2 separate regions of the Homo sapiens genome follow, and region 1 is linked to region 2. Evidence: read pairs that join two places in POLR2A ChIA-PET (ENCODE). Cell type or tissue: Panc1. All regions are shown on one strand. Each heading gives the region's core, and the rest is flanking DNA. Links, peaks and the distances in the headings are about the cores only.

What was found. Peaks named below come from ENCODE experiments on the same cell type or tissue, not always from the same donor. Only the 100,000 strongest peaks of a DNase experiment are listed, where the experiment ranks them.
Region 1: POLR2A ChIA-PET joins it to region 2 with 6 read pairs; 2 of 35 experiments call an interaction of 5 or more read pairs at or near these places.

The regions. Positions count from the first base shown.
Region 1 is chr10:86,533,313-86,537,312 of GRCh38, forward strand. It overlaps LOC105378408 (a long non-coding RNA gene), which reads left to right and starts at 523. Exons shown (of 4, transcript XR_946163.3): 1 at 523-1,031; 2 at 1,613-1,851; 3 at 1,924-1,989. RefSeq lists a silencer at 2,270-2,509 and an enhancer at 2,744-3,293. In Panc1, for the core only: no CTCF peak of the experiment used is centred there; a DNase peak (open chromatin) is centred at 2,389; H3K4me3 peaks cover 928 bases; H3K27ac peaks cover 1,465 bases.
Region 2 is chr10:86,800,743-86,808,865 of GRCh38, forward strand. All of the region lies in intron 1 of BMPR1A (bone morphogenetic protein receptor type 1A), which reads left to right. Among named protein-coding and RNA genes, the nearest start is that of BMPR1A, 48 kb to the left of the region's middle. In Panc1, for the core only: no CTCF peak of the experiment used is centred there; no DNase peak of the experiment used is centred there.

The DNA.
Region 1 (4,000 bases), core at 1-4,000, 270 kb before region 2:
ATTCTGATAGCCATGAGTGGGCAAAGAATTAATAACCTTGAGATGGAAACAGTGGAAGCAGAACAAGGCTATTGAATGTCAGGGAAAATCTGCTTGGGCTCACTTTCTAGGTGAGAGGCAGCAGGACACCCAGTTAGGAACAAGATCCCAGCAGTGAGGCCCTGCTCACTGACTGCTGACTGCTTGCCCATAATGACATCAGGAGAGAAGCCTCTGGGGTGTCACCTGCTCTGAAAGCCAATCTGCTTCTGAATGCTGCTTGCCCAAGCAAGGATGCCATGGCCATACAGTTTCAGGTATTTAACTTCCAGGGCATGACTGAGTGGAGGTGGAGTTGGCAGCAACATTACCGATGTTGCGGTCTCTACCTCCAAACTGTGGAGCCTCAGAAGAGAGTGTGAGAACAAAGGCAAGCTCCAGCTACTCAGGAGGCTGAGGCAGGAGGATCTCGTGAGCCCATGAGTTCAAAGTTACAGTGAGCTATGATCATGCCACTGCACTCCCACCTGAGTTACAGAGCAAGGCCCTGTCTCTAAAAAAAAAATTTTAATGAAAGAACAAAGGCAAGCAGCCTCCTAGGTGCTGAGTTGCTTTATTCTTACCTAGGGAGAAGGCTACCATTTACTGAGCCCTATTCTTTGCCAGCCACAATGCATATTTCCCTGCATTGTAATTTACATTGTTATTTACATTGTCATTGATGTCTTGTCTCCTTAACAGAGCTGCATCATCCTACCACTTCTCTGATAAGAATCTTAAGGAATACTGTACAATGGTAAATGACTTGCCTAAAGTTACCCAGCTGATTAATGTGACAGAGCCAGAGTTTTAAACCAAAACTATCTTTCTCCAAAGGTTCCAGGCATGAAGCATGTGCTGTCCTGGGCCCTGAATATCAAGCCAGGTAGAGGAACCCCATCCTTCTGTTGTCATTTCAAGCTAGAGGCTCAAGCCTGGAGGAGTGAGGATCAAGATCGAGAACTCAAAGCTGTTTAGAGGAAGAAGCCAAGTTCAAGGAGGAGTGAGGAACGGTAGGTGGAGATGCTTTGGCCTGGGGAGAGATCAGGTATTTGTGAGCAGCAAAGGTAGGGTGGCAGACAGACATCTACCAGGCCAGGTTATTGAAGTCAAGGTCACAGTGCCTTGTCTTAACCAGGCCATGTCTCTTTTTGCCCTGCCCACTTGGTTCTTCACAGCATCCAGATGTATTGCTGGGGCCTGGAGGGAGCTCCTCCACCATAAGCGGCTCTTCCTCCCTTCACAGCATCCCACGGCTGGGCCATGGGCTCTGCAACTGGCCCTTGGGGCAAAGAAAAGGGAGGAACTGTGCTTTCTGAGAAGTGCTCAGGAATAACCTGATGAGGGTTTCTTCGTGTTAGGAACTCCAGCATCTGAGTGGGCAGAGGAGCTCTCCGGCTTGCCCCCATTCCTCTGATGCGCCCCTAGCCTGGCCCATAGTTTGGGTTGTTTGGGCAGCCCTGCAGATTCCCTGAGCTGAGGGGCCTCTCTCTGGAGAGTGGGAAAGAATTCTGGCCTTTGTGTAACTGGCTTTATTATGTATGAATGTTGGCTCCCTTGGTTGAAAAATGATCACTCTATTGGGTTCTCCCAGCTTGAGGCGAAACCTTTTGGAAGCTCAGGAAGCTTGGAGGATTTCGTGGATTACAGAATGTTGAAGTTGGAGAACTGTAGAGGGGCCTAAAAAATGTTCCAGAATCAAGACGGTGCCTGATGCCCTACCTAGCCCCTCTCCAGCACACAGGAGCCCCGGGCCCTTGGCAATCATGTCTGCGCAGCTTGGACCCCATATCCAAAAGGGGAGCACGCCCCAATTTACTCTCACCCCACCAGGTGAGTGGAGGGCAGGTGACCTGCCAGTTCTCGAAAGAAGCCAGATGACTAACTTTGGTCGCCTTATCACAGGTTAATCCATGAGAAGAGCTTGGAACAGCGCCCGGCAGTGTCTCAGCGCACCCAAAGTGTGTGCAGGTATGATTACCATTGCCAGTAGCTGAGCTGGGAAAAGGATCTGACTAGATAATTTTGGCAATAACTCGACAACTATCCAATGTGGACAGGGAAACGCATGCCAAGGTTTCTAAAAAGCTCCCGCTGTGACACTCTCTGTGTCCTCCCCGGGCGTGGCGGCCTCCTGGCCAGGGACACCCGACCCCGCGTGGTCCGGGCTACCCAAGGACGTCCCGAGGCGTGGCGGAGACTTTGGCGGCTGAGTGCAGGCCGGGCTGCGGCCCAGCGGGACCTGGGCGAGGCCTGCGACCTGGGCGGGGCCAGGGTTGGGCTCTGCCAGAGCTGCGCCGCAGCCGCCCTGCCCGGGCCTCCCCGCCCCCACCTGTGACCTGGATTCCGCGGTTCCTGCGCGGGGGTGGAGGGCGTAAAGGACACGCGCAAATAAAGGTCTGTGGCCCAGGAAAACTTCAAGTCCTGAAATCGGTGCACCAAGGATACTTTAAGGCGAGGGGTCGGGGCTGTGTAATCATTTACCCGGTTCGTCCGTGTACACCGGCCTCTCTAGCTTACACCAACACATGTTTACTGGGTTCGCACCCAAGCCAGAGTCGGTTTGTTTAGTAATCCCACAGACGCTTCTGCCCGTTTTCTAGGAGACGGATCTGGGCCGAGGGGAGGCTTCAAAACATTAACATTTCTTTTTTCTTTCTTTCTTTCTTTTTTTTTTTTTTTTGAGACGGAGTCTCGCTCTGTCGCCCAGGCTGGAGTGCAGTGGCGCGATCTCGGCTCACTGCAAGCTCCGCCTCCTGGGTTCACGCCATTCTCCTGCCTCAGCCCCCCGAGTAGCTGGGACTACAGGCACCTGCCACCACGCCCGGCTAATTTTTTGTATTTTTCGTAGAGACGGGGTTTCACTGTGTTAGGATGGTCTCGATCTCCTGACCTCGTGATCCGCCCGCCTCGGCCTCCCAAAGCGCTGGGATTACAGGGGTGAGCCACCGCGCCCGGCCAAAACATTAACATTTCAAATAAATGCCCCCGGATTTGGGGGCGGGGTGCCTTAGGCTGCTTCTCCCCCAGGACTCCCCTTTGCACTGGGGTCACCCTGGGCATTACCTTGGGGCTGCCTGGGCCGCCTTTGTTGCGCAGGTGACCTTCCCGGCCGGGCCAGTGTCCCGGCTGCTCTGAGGGACAGTCCTGGCTCCGAAAGCGGGCGCCAGCGCTGAGCCAGGGCCCGCTCGAGATCGCATCGTCTCTGCTTTCAGTCGTTGTCCGCGCGGTGCTGGGGCCTCCCGGGACCCGGGAGCCGCGGCGGATTAGGCCGCCCGCCCCAACCTGGGCTTTGATCTTATCTGAGACTTGTGAGTCCAAAAGGGCTTAGCAACCGCAGCCATGGCAGCCCCAACGACGTGAACATCCGCACCTCTGAGCCTCCCCCTGAGAAGTACCTTCGAGGTGAGGCCTGCGCAGCCCCAGGAAGAGGGTGTGGGCGCAAACCTGAGGTGGGGAGCAAGGCCCGCCGGCTACACGGTTCCTGCCATCCTCGCTGCGCCCTTTCTCCCATGCTCGCGGCCTCCATCCGGCAGAAACTGGCACAGCAAACCCGACAGCCACAGACCTGTGGCCCCTTCCTTCCCTCCTCGCCTCCTCGGCAACCCTTGAAAGCACTCGAGTACGAAGTTATAATTGCAATTATAATTAGCTGAGTCCAACTTGGGCTTCCCCAGGTCTTGGCTTCCGTTAGGACAGTGTCCCGGGTCTCCCTGTCCTGCGCAGCCCCAGTTCCCAAGAAATAGTTGAATGAATGGATGTTTGCATCCCGTACCCAGCCTCAGGCTGTGTACTCCTTTCTCCAAGCACAGAGATTCTTCTGGAAGGCCCCAGGGATGGTGGAAAGGGAACTAGGCGTGAGGTTTGGTAAAATGAGGACAATACCAGCACCCCTCCACCTCCCCTTCCGAGAGAGGGATTTAGGAGGCACAAGTGAGATAGCCACACGACTCCTGACCAGTTGGCAAGCAGAAGGTCCTGG
Region 2 (8,123 bases), core at 2,092-6,091:
AATAATGAACATTTCTATTTATATCTGTCAAAAGTCCTGTTTCTTAGGAGTTAAGACATAATTCATAGCAATTAATATATGTGGAGAAGATACGTAATGAAAAACTAACTAGAAGAGGAATTCAGACATTGAAAGGGATTATTTTAAAGTGAGAATAAAATTAGTAGTGCCGCTGTGAGGAAAATAATCTTCACGTACTTACGTATGATGAGAAACTTCCTAAGTGTCTAGAGATGGCAAGAAACTTTGTATGTTTTGCATGACAGTAATTGTAAATATGAGCTTATCTGGAAATATTGTTTGCATAGATGTTAAAAATATGGGCAGGACAATGTGTACTAAAATGCTGAATTCTAGTGAGGCTGACATAAGCTTATTTTTTAAATTCTTTAATTTTTGTTTTTATATATTTTTTGAGACAGGGTCTCATTCTGTCACCCAGGCTGGAGTGCAGTGGTGCTATCACGGGCTCACTGGAGCCTTGACCTCCCCACGCTCAGGTGATCCTCCCACCTCAGCCTCCTGAGTAGTTGGTGGCGTGCGCCACCATGCCCAACTGATAGTTTGTATTTTTTGTAAAGATGAGGTTTCACTGTGTTGCTCAGGCTGGTCTTGAACTCCTGGGCCCACTCAAGCCATCCACCCACCTTGGTCTCTGAAAGTTCTGGGATTACGGGTGTGAGCCACTGTGCCCAGCCTGATAGAAGCTTAGAGATTAATATCACCTAGTTAGCTCTGTTTGTGTATGGTATCTGTGTGAATTTTGACTGTTTCTCCCCTCTCTTCTTTAGTCATTACCCCTGTTTTTGGTTCATTCCTATCAGTAAACAATCTCTGGTAGAGACTTGGTAAGAAAACTCAACCATTCCCTTAAAAAAAGTCAGCCTCTACCCCTTCCTTAGCCAGATGCTTCAGGGATGGTCTGCTTGCAACACTTCCTGTCCTTCACCTTCTTTCAACTGTTTAACCTGCCTTATTCTTTTTTTTGTGAGACGGAGTCTTGCTCTGTCTCCCAGGCTGGAGTGCAGTGGCGCATGTTGGCTCACTGCAAGCTCTGCCTCCCGGGTTCACGCCATTCTCCTGCCTCAGACTCCCGAGTAGCTTGGACTACAGGCACCCGCCACCATGCCCGGCTAATTTTTTGTACTTTTTTAGTAGAGACGGAGTTTCATCATGTTAGCCAGGATGGTCTCGATCTCCTGACCTTGTGATCTGCCCCCCTCCGCCTTCCAAAGTGCTGGGATTACAGGTGTGAGCCACCGCCCCCCACCCTTGCCTGATTCTTATTCTCTTGTCCACCACAGTTTGCATTCCTCAGGCCATTTTTGTCTGCGTCGTTGAGGGCCTCCATTGTCCAGCCCCATCTCCTTTACTCTCTCAGTAGCATTTGGCACAGCTGGCTCTCCTGTGCCAAACTCTTAGCCGCTGTGACACAACTCTGCATATAGCCTTCCACCTCTTTCAGCACAGTCCAGATGGTGGTGAGGGACGCTCCAGATCAGGGCTGAGGATGGTGTCTTGTTGGCTTCTGCCCTTACCCTGAATCCCTTAAGCCCTGTGTACAGTGAGTATCATAATTCTGGCCTTATATACTGTACCCTACATTTTGGGCTAATTTATGAAAGGATAAAAAATAGGACTTGGAAAGTAAAAATAACCCATGTTAAAGAATCTGAACTACATTAGTACTTTTTGCCTCTATACTGCACATACAAATGCTTGAATGACTATGATGTAAAGGAAAGGGAGAAGAAACTAAAAATTTGACGTGGGATGTCACATTCAAATAAGCAGTTTTTTCCCCTTTAGAACATTTGCTTATAACCTAGGTCATTTAACCAGTTGAGGTTCAAGTAGCTCTCAGATCAGCTGGTGCAAGCTTGAGGGAGAAAAAAAAAAAACCATCCTTACAGATACTTCTCATTCATTAACCTCGAATGTTAGCTTTAATCAGTTTAGGAATTTGTATGCATTTTAGTAACTCAACACCAACTTGTCAGAAGTTAGCTGAATTTTAGATAATTTCTTTCATTCCAGCCAAAAATAATAATCACAGACATGTTTAAAAAAAAAAAAGGAGTTAATTGGGAGGCTGAGGCAGGAGGATTGCTTGAGCCCAGGAGTTGGAGACCTGCGTGGACAACGTAGTGAGACTCCATGTCTCCAAAAAAGACAAAGATTAGCCAGGCATTGTGATACATGGCTGTGGCCCTATCTAGGGATCTGCACTCTAGCCTGGGCGACAGAGCAAGACCCGGTCTCAAAAAAAAAAAAAAAAAAAAGACCCTAAGCCTTTTTTTACTGCATATATTCCTATCCATTCTAGGAAAAGTCAGTTGTCAAATCAAAGTGAAAAATTGTTTTCTTTAAAGTGAAGTCAGATGGGTAGAATAAAATATACTGATGTTACTGCCATAGTCACAATTCTAAAGCACAACATAATTGTAATAATGTCACAAGCTTACCAAGGTTGCTACATGAAACAGAAGAAAATTAAATTTGGTGTTATTTATTTTTATAAAGAGACAGCATCTCACTTTGTTGCCCAGGCTGATCTCAAACTCCTGGCTTCAAGCAGTCCTTGGCTTCCACAGTGTTGGAATTCCAGGCATGAGCCACCCTGCCTGGCCATTATTATCTTTAATAACAATTTACATCAGCCACATTTTTCTTTATGGTTTTTACTTTTGATGTCAAACTTAGACATTTTTTTCCCCATTACAGTAGTGTTTTCCAGTTCTTTTATAGTTTTACATTTTATATTTGAACGTTTTATTTATCTGGAATTAGTTTTGTTGCATAACGTAAGGATCCGACTTAATTTTTTCCCAAATCGTTGGCAAATTCTTTCACCACTCTTTATTGATTTGAGATGTTACTTTTATTATATTCTCATATATATTTGGATCTACTTTTGGTCTTTTGTGACCTATCTCTTGACAGTGGAATCACACTGTTTATATCAGTATAGCTTTGGGTACATTTTAATACTTGGTAAAGCAAATTTTTCTGACTTTTTCAAAAGTCGAGGATATTTGTTTATTTTTCCAACTGTCTTTAGAAATGTTTTATCTGATTCTACTGAAAAGTCTGCTAATATTCATTGACTGATTGATTTGATTTGGAGAGGACTACCATCTTTACAGTATATAGTTTACTAATTAATAAATTCGCGTTTCATCTTTCACAAGTCTTCTTTTTTGACTTTCAGTAAAGTTTTGTAGTTTTTCTCATGTGTTATATTTTTGGGTGCTATTGTGAATGATACTATTTTTCCACTATATTTTCTAACCAGTTTTGTTAATACATACACAGCTTACTAATTTTTATTAAATCATTCAACATATTTAACTTCTTTTTCTAATAATTTTCAGTTTATTCTCATAGGGGATTTAAAATATATCATCTTTAAATAATAATAACTTTGCTAAATCAGTTTTAATATATTCACAATTGGGACTTAGTAATATATGGGTTTGGTTAGTAGTTTTGTATCACATAGTTTTCTTTTATTTTGAGACAGAGTCTTGTTCTGTCGCCCAGGCTGAAGTGCAGTGGCGCGATCCTGGCTCACTGCAACTCCACCTCGTGGGTTCAAGTGATTCTCCTGCCTCAGTCTCCCTGGTAGCTGGGACTACAGGCACCCACCACCACACCCGGCTAATTTTTATATTTTTAGCAGAGATGGGGTTTCGCCATCTCCTGATCTCAAACTCATGATCTCAAGTGATCCACCCACCTAGGCCTCCCAAAGTGCTGGGATTACAGGCATGAGCCACTGAGCCCAGCCACACATGATTTTCTTTATAGACCCTATTTACAAATTTATGGTCTGAGGTACTGGGGATTAGGACTTTAATATATGAATTTAATTCATTTATTAAGTGCAAGATTGGTGCAAGGTTGGTGTTTGATGATTTCCTCAGTCTTTATTTTGTGACCACCAGTGAATAACCCAAGTATTTGTGTTTTTAAACACCTTTATTTGGTCAAGTATGTCTCATGTCTATAAAAAGTTTTGAATTTATTTTAGCTTAATGTTTGTAGGTGTTTTTTTTTTTTTTTTTTTTTTGCTATTCTAATTATTTTATTTGTTTGTGTGGGTTTAGAATAGCAGAAATTTATTGTCTCCCAATTCTAGAGGCTGTACTTCCAAAATCAAGGGATCCAAAATAGGAGTGTCCGCAGAGCCATGCTCCCTTTAAAGGTACCAGGGAAGGATCTGCTTCTGGCCTCCTTCCTAACTCCCGGTAGCCTCAGGCGTTCCTTGGGTTTCAGATGGCAGTTTTATCCCTGTCTCTCCCCACATGTCTGTGGTTTCATATCTAGATGTCTCCCTTTTTATAAGGATGGTATAGTCATATAGGATTAGGCCCTACCCTGATAATCTCATTTTAACTTGATTACCTCTGTAAAGACCCTATTTACAAATTTATGGTCTGAGGTACTGGTGGTTAGAACTTGAATATATGAATTTAATTCATTTTTATTATTTTGAAATCATTTCATACTTAGAAAAGATGTAGGAATACCATTGTGAATGCCCATAATCTTCATACCCACATTCACCAGTTTTTAACATTTTCCCATATTTGCATTATAATTCTCTGTTTCTGTCTCTTCACTCCTACCTGTACACACACACACACACACACACACACACTTTTAAGAGTGAGGTTGTATATATTATGCCCCTTTACCCTTACTATTTCAGTTTCCTTTTTTTTTTTTTTTTTTGAGACGGAGTCTCGCTCTGTCGCCCAGCCTGGAGTGCAGTGGCAGGATCTTGGCTCACTGCAACCTCCACCTCCCCAGTTCAAGCAATTCTCCTGCCTCAGCCTCCCGAGTAGCTAGGACTACAGGCGCGTGCCACCACGCTGGGCTAATTTTTTGTATTTTTAGTAGAGACGGGGTTTTGCCATGTTAGCCAGGATGGTCTCGATCTTCTGACCTCATGATCCACCTGCCTCGGCCTCCCAAAATGCTGGGATTACAGGTATGAGCTACTGTGCCCAGCCTTCAGCTTTCATTTTCTAAGGACATGGATATTCTGTGTAATCATTCTTCAGTTATCAAATTCAGGGAGTTTAACATTGAGGCGGCACTTTGATCTGCAGTCTGTATTCCAGTTTTGTCAGTTGGCCCAACTGAGGTGTTTTTTTTTTTTTTTTAAAGCATTTTTCCCTTCCAGTGGAGGATTCAATCTGGAGTCACATATTGCATTTGGTTGTCCTGCCTCTTTAATCTCCTTCTCTCTGAAGCAGTTCCTTAGCCACCTGTTGTGTTTCATGACATCAACATTTTTGAAGAACACCAGGCCAGTTATTTTCTAGAATATTCCTCACTTTGGGCTTGGCATTTTCTCATTATTAGATTCAGGTGATGCATCTCTGGCCAGAAGTCTACATAAATGACGACGTGTCCTTCTAGGGTATCAGAAGCATACTATGTCTGTCCTACCTGTCATTGGTCATGTTAATTTTGATTACCTGGTCAAGGTGTTTTCCAGTTTCTCTTCTCTATAATTACTGTTTTCCCTCTTGTAACTAGTAAGCAGTCTGTGGGGAGAAACTTCAAGACCACACAAATTTCTTATTCCTCATAAAATTCACTGCTCCCCTGCAGATTTAATTGGTCTTGACTATTTATAGTTGTAGAATGGTGATTTTTCCACTTTCATCACTAGTTCTACATTTATCATTCTGAATTCTGTAAGAACCCTTCTTACTCCCTTATGTATGTATTTGATTTATCTATTTAGTTGTCATCACTATGGAGTGATAGACTCCATTTCGTTCAATGAGTTATAGTCCTTATGGATTTTTTTCATCAGGGTCTCACTCCTGTTGCCCAGACTACAGTGTGGTGGTGCGATCACAGCTCTCTACAGCCTTCACCTCCCAGACTCAGTTGATCCTCCCATCTCAGCCTCCCAAGTAGCTGGAACTACAGGTGCACACCACCAAACCTGACGAAATTTTTTTTTTTAAAGTATAAATGGGGGTTTCACCATGTTGGCCAGGCTTGATACTCCTGGGCTCAAGGGATCTGCCTGTGTCGGCCTCCCAAAGTCCTGGGATTACAGGCATGAGCCACTGTACCTGACCAGCCCTTATGTTTTCTGAGGTTCATGTTGTCCCAGATTTTGATAGCGGGAGTCTCTTCATTCCGGCTCTCGTGTCCTTTGGATATGGCCTTGTCATTTTTTCTTCCCTTTAAAAAAAAATAAAGAGCACTTCTTTATGCCATAGTGATGTTCCAGGCTTCTATAGGACCTTCTTTGCCCCATCCCCAGAATCAGTCATGTCTCTAAGGAGCCCTGGTTTCTGTTAGTGGGATTCAATATATAGAAACCAAGATCTGGGTCTTAGGTGTTCTCATTGATACTGGGGTGTCATTGGTTCTAGCCACTTTCAACAAATGTATCTAGGAAATAGACTATTATTTTTTAACATACTATCTTTAAAATCATTTTTAGTTTATACTAATACTTCTAATTCTAAACCAACCCCTCAGGATTTTTTTGGCCTTTCCCCAGTCCATTTCATTCTAATTTCATTTCCAGTTTATTTTTAATTTAAAAAAATTGAAGTATAATTTATGGATTTGTGTATTTAGTGAAATGCATAGTTCTTTTTTGACTTACTTGTTTATCTGACACAGAATCTCTCTCTCTCATCCAGGCTGGAGTGCAGTGACATGATCATAGCTCATTGTAGCCTTGAACTTCTAGGCTCAAGCGGTCCTCCTGCCTCAGCCTCCTGAGTAGCTGGGGTTACAGATGTATGCCACCATGCCTGGCAGATTTTTAAATTTTTTGTGTAGAGACAGAGTCTTGCTATGTTGGCTAGTCTGGTCTTGAATTCCTGGCCTCAAGCAATTCTCCTACCTCAGTCTCCCAAAGAGCTGGGATTACAGGCATATGCCACCATGCCCAGTCCCCATCTTTCTTATGTATTCCGTTTAATCTGTTTTGACAGTGCATACGCTTCTGTAATCTCTATCAAGATACTGTTCTATAGTTGTGGTTTTTTTTCCTTTTGAGACGGAGTTGCACTCTGTTGCCCAGGCTGGAGTGCAGTGGCACTGTCTTGGCTCACTGCAACCTCTGCCTCCTGAATTCAAGCAGTTTTCCTGCTTTAGCCTCCCTACAAGCTGGGATTACAGGCGCACACCTCCATGCCCGGCTAATTTTTGTATTTTTAGTAGAGACGGGGTTTCACCATGTTGGTCAGGCTGGTCTTGAATTCTTGACCTCAGGCAATCCACCCACCTCAGCAGAACTCATTTGGGCCTGTTGTTTTCTGTTTTGGAAGGTTACTGCTTACTGATGCAATATCTTTAATAGATATAGGCCTATTTGGATTATCTATATCTTCTTGTGTGAGTTTTGGCATATTGTGTCTTTTAAGGAATTGATCCATGTCATCTAAATTATCAAATTTTTAATCATGTTTGTTCATAATATTCCTTTATAATCCTTTTAATGTACATTTAGAAGGGATCTGTAGTGATCTTTTTTTTCATTTCTGATACTAGCTATTTGTGTCATCTTTTTAATTAATTGGCTTAGCTAAAGGCTTATCAATTTTATGATCTTTTCAAAGAACCAGCTTTTAGTTTTTCTTACTGATTTCCTATTTTCAGTATCATTGATACTATTATATTTTTATTTCTTTTATTCCACTTACTTTGGATTTAATTTGCTCTTTGTTTTCTATTTTCCAAAGGTGGAACTGTGAGCTTTGGTCCATTCAACTTATTTCATGTAACGTCAATTCACCGAAAGAGTTAAGAGATTTGAAGCAATGGCCTGAGTTTGAATCCTAGTTCTCCACTCATTGACAAACCACTTGTCCTGTCTGAACCCTATCTCCCATAAAATGGAAGAAGGATATTACTTAAGTTATGAGATTGCTTGAAATTCAGTTACAATGTGGGTGAAAACTGATTTTAAACTGTGAAGTGCTACAGTTTTGATATTATCACTTCCTTAAATGTACAAAGATTATTTCTTTACAATCACCATTGGAATTTTGCCTCAATTTATGGTCAAACTTTGTCTGGTTTTCAGTTTCCAGAATTTCCATCTCTCACCTGCTACCCAAATCAGGATGGCTACC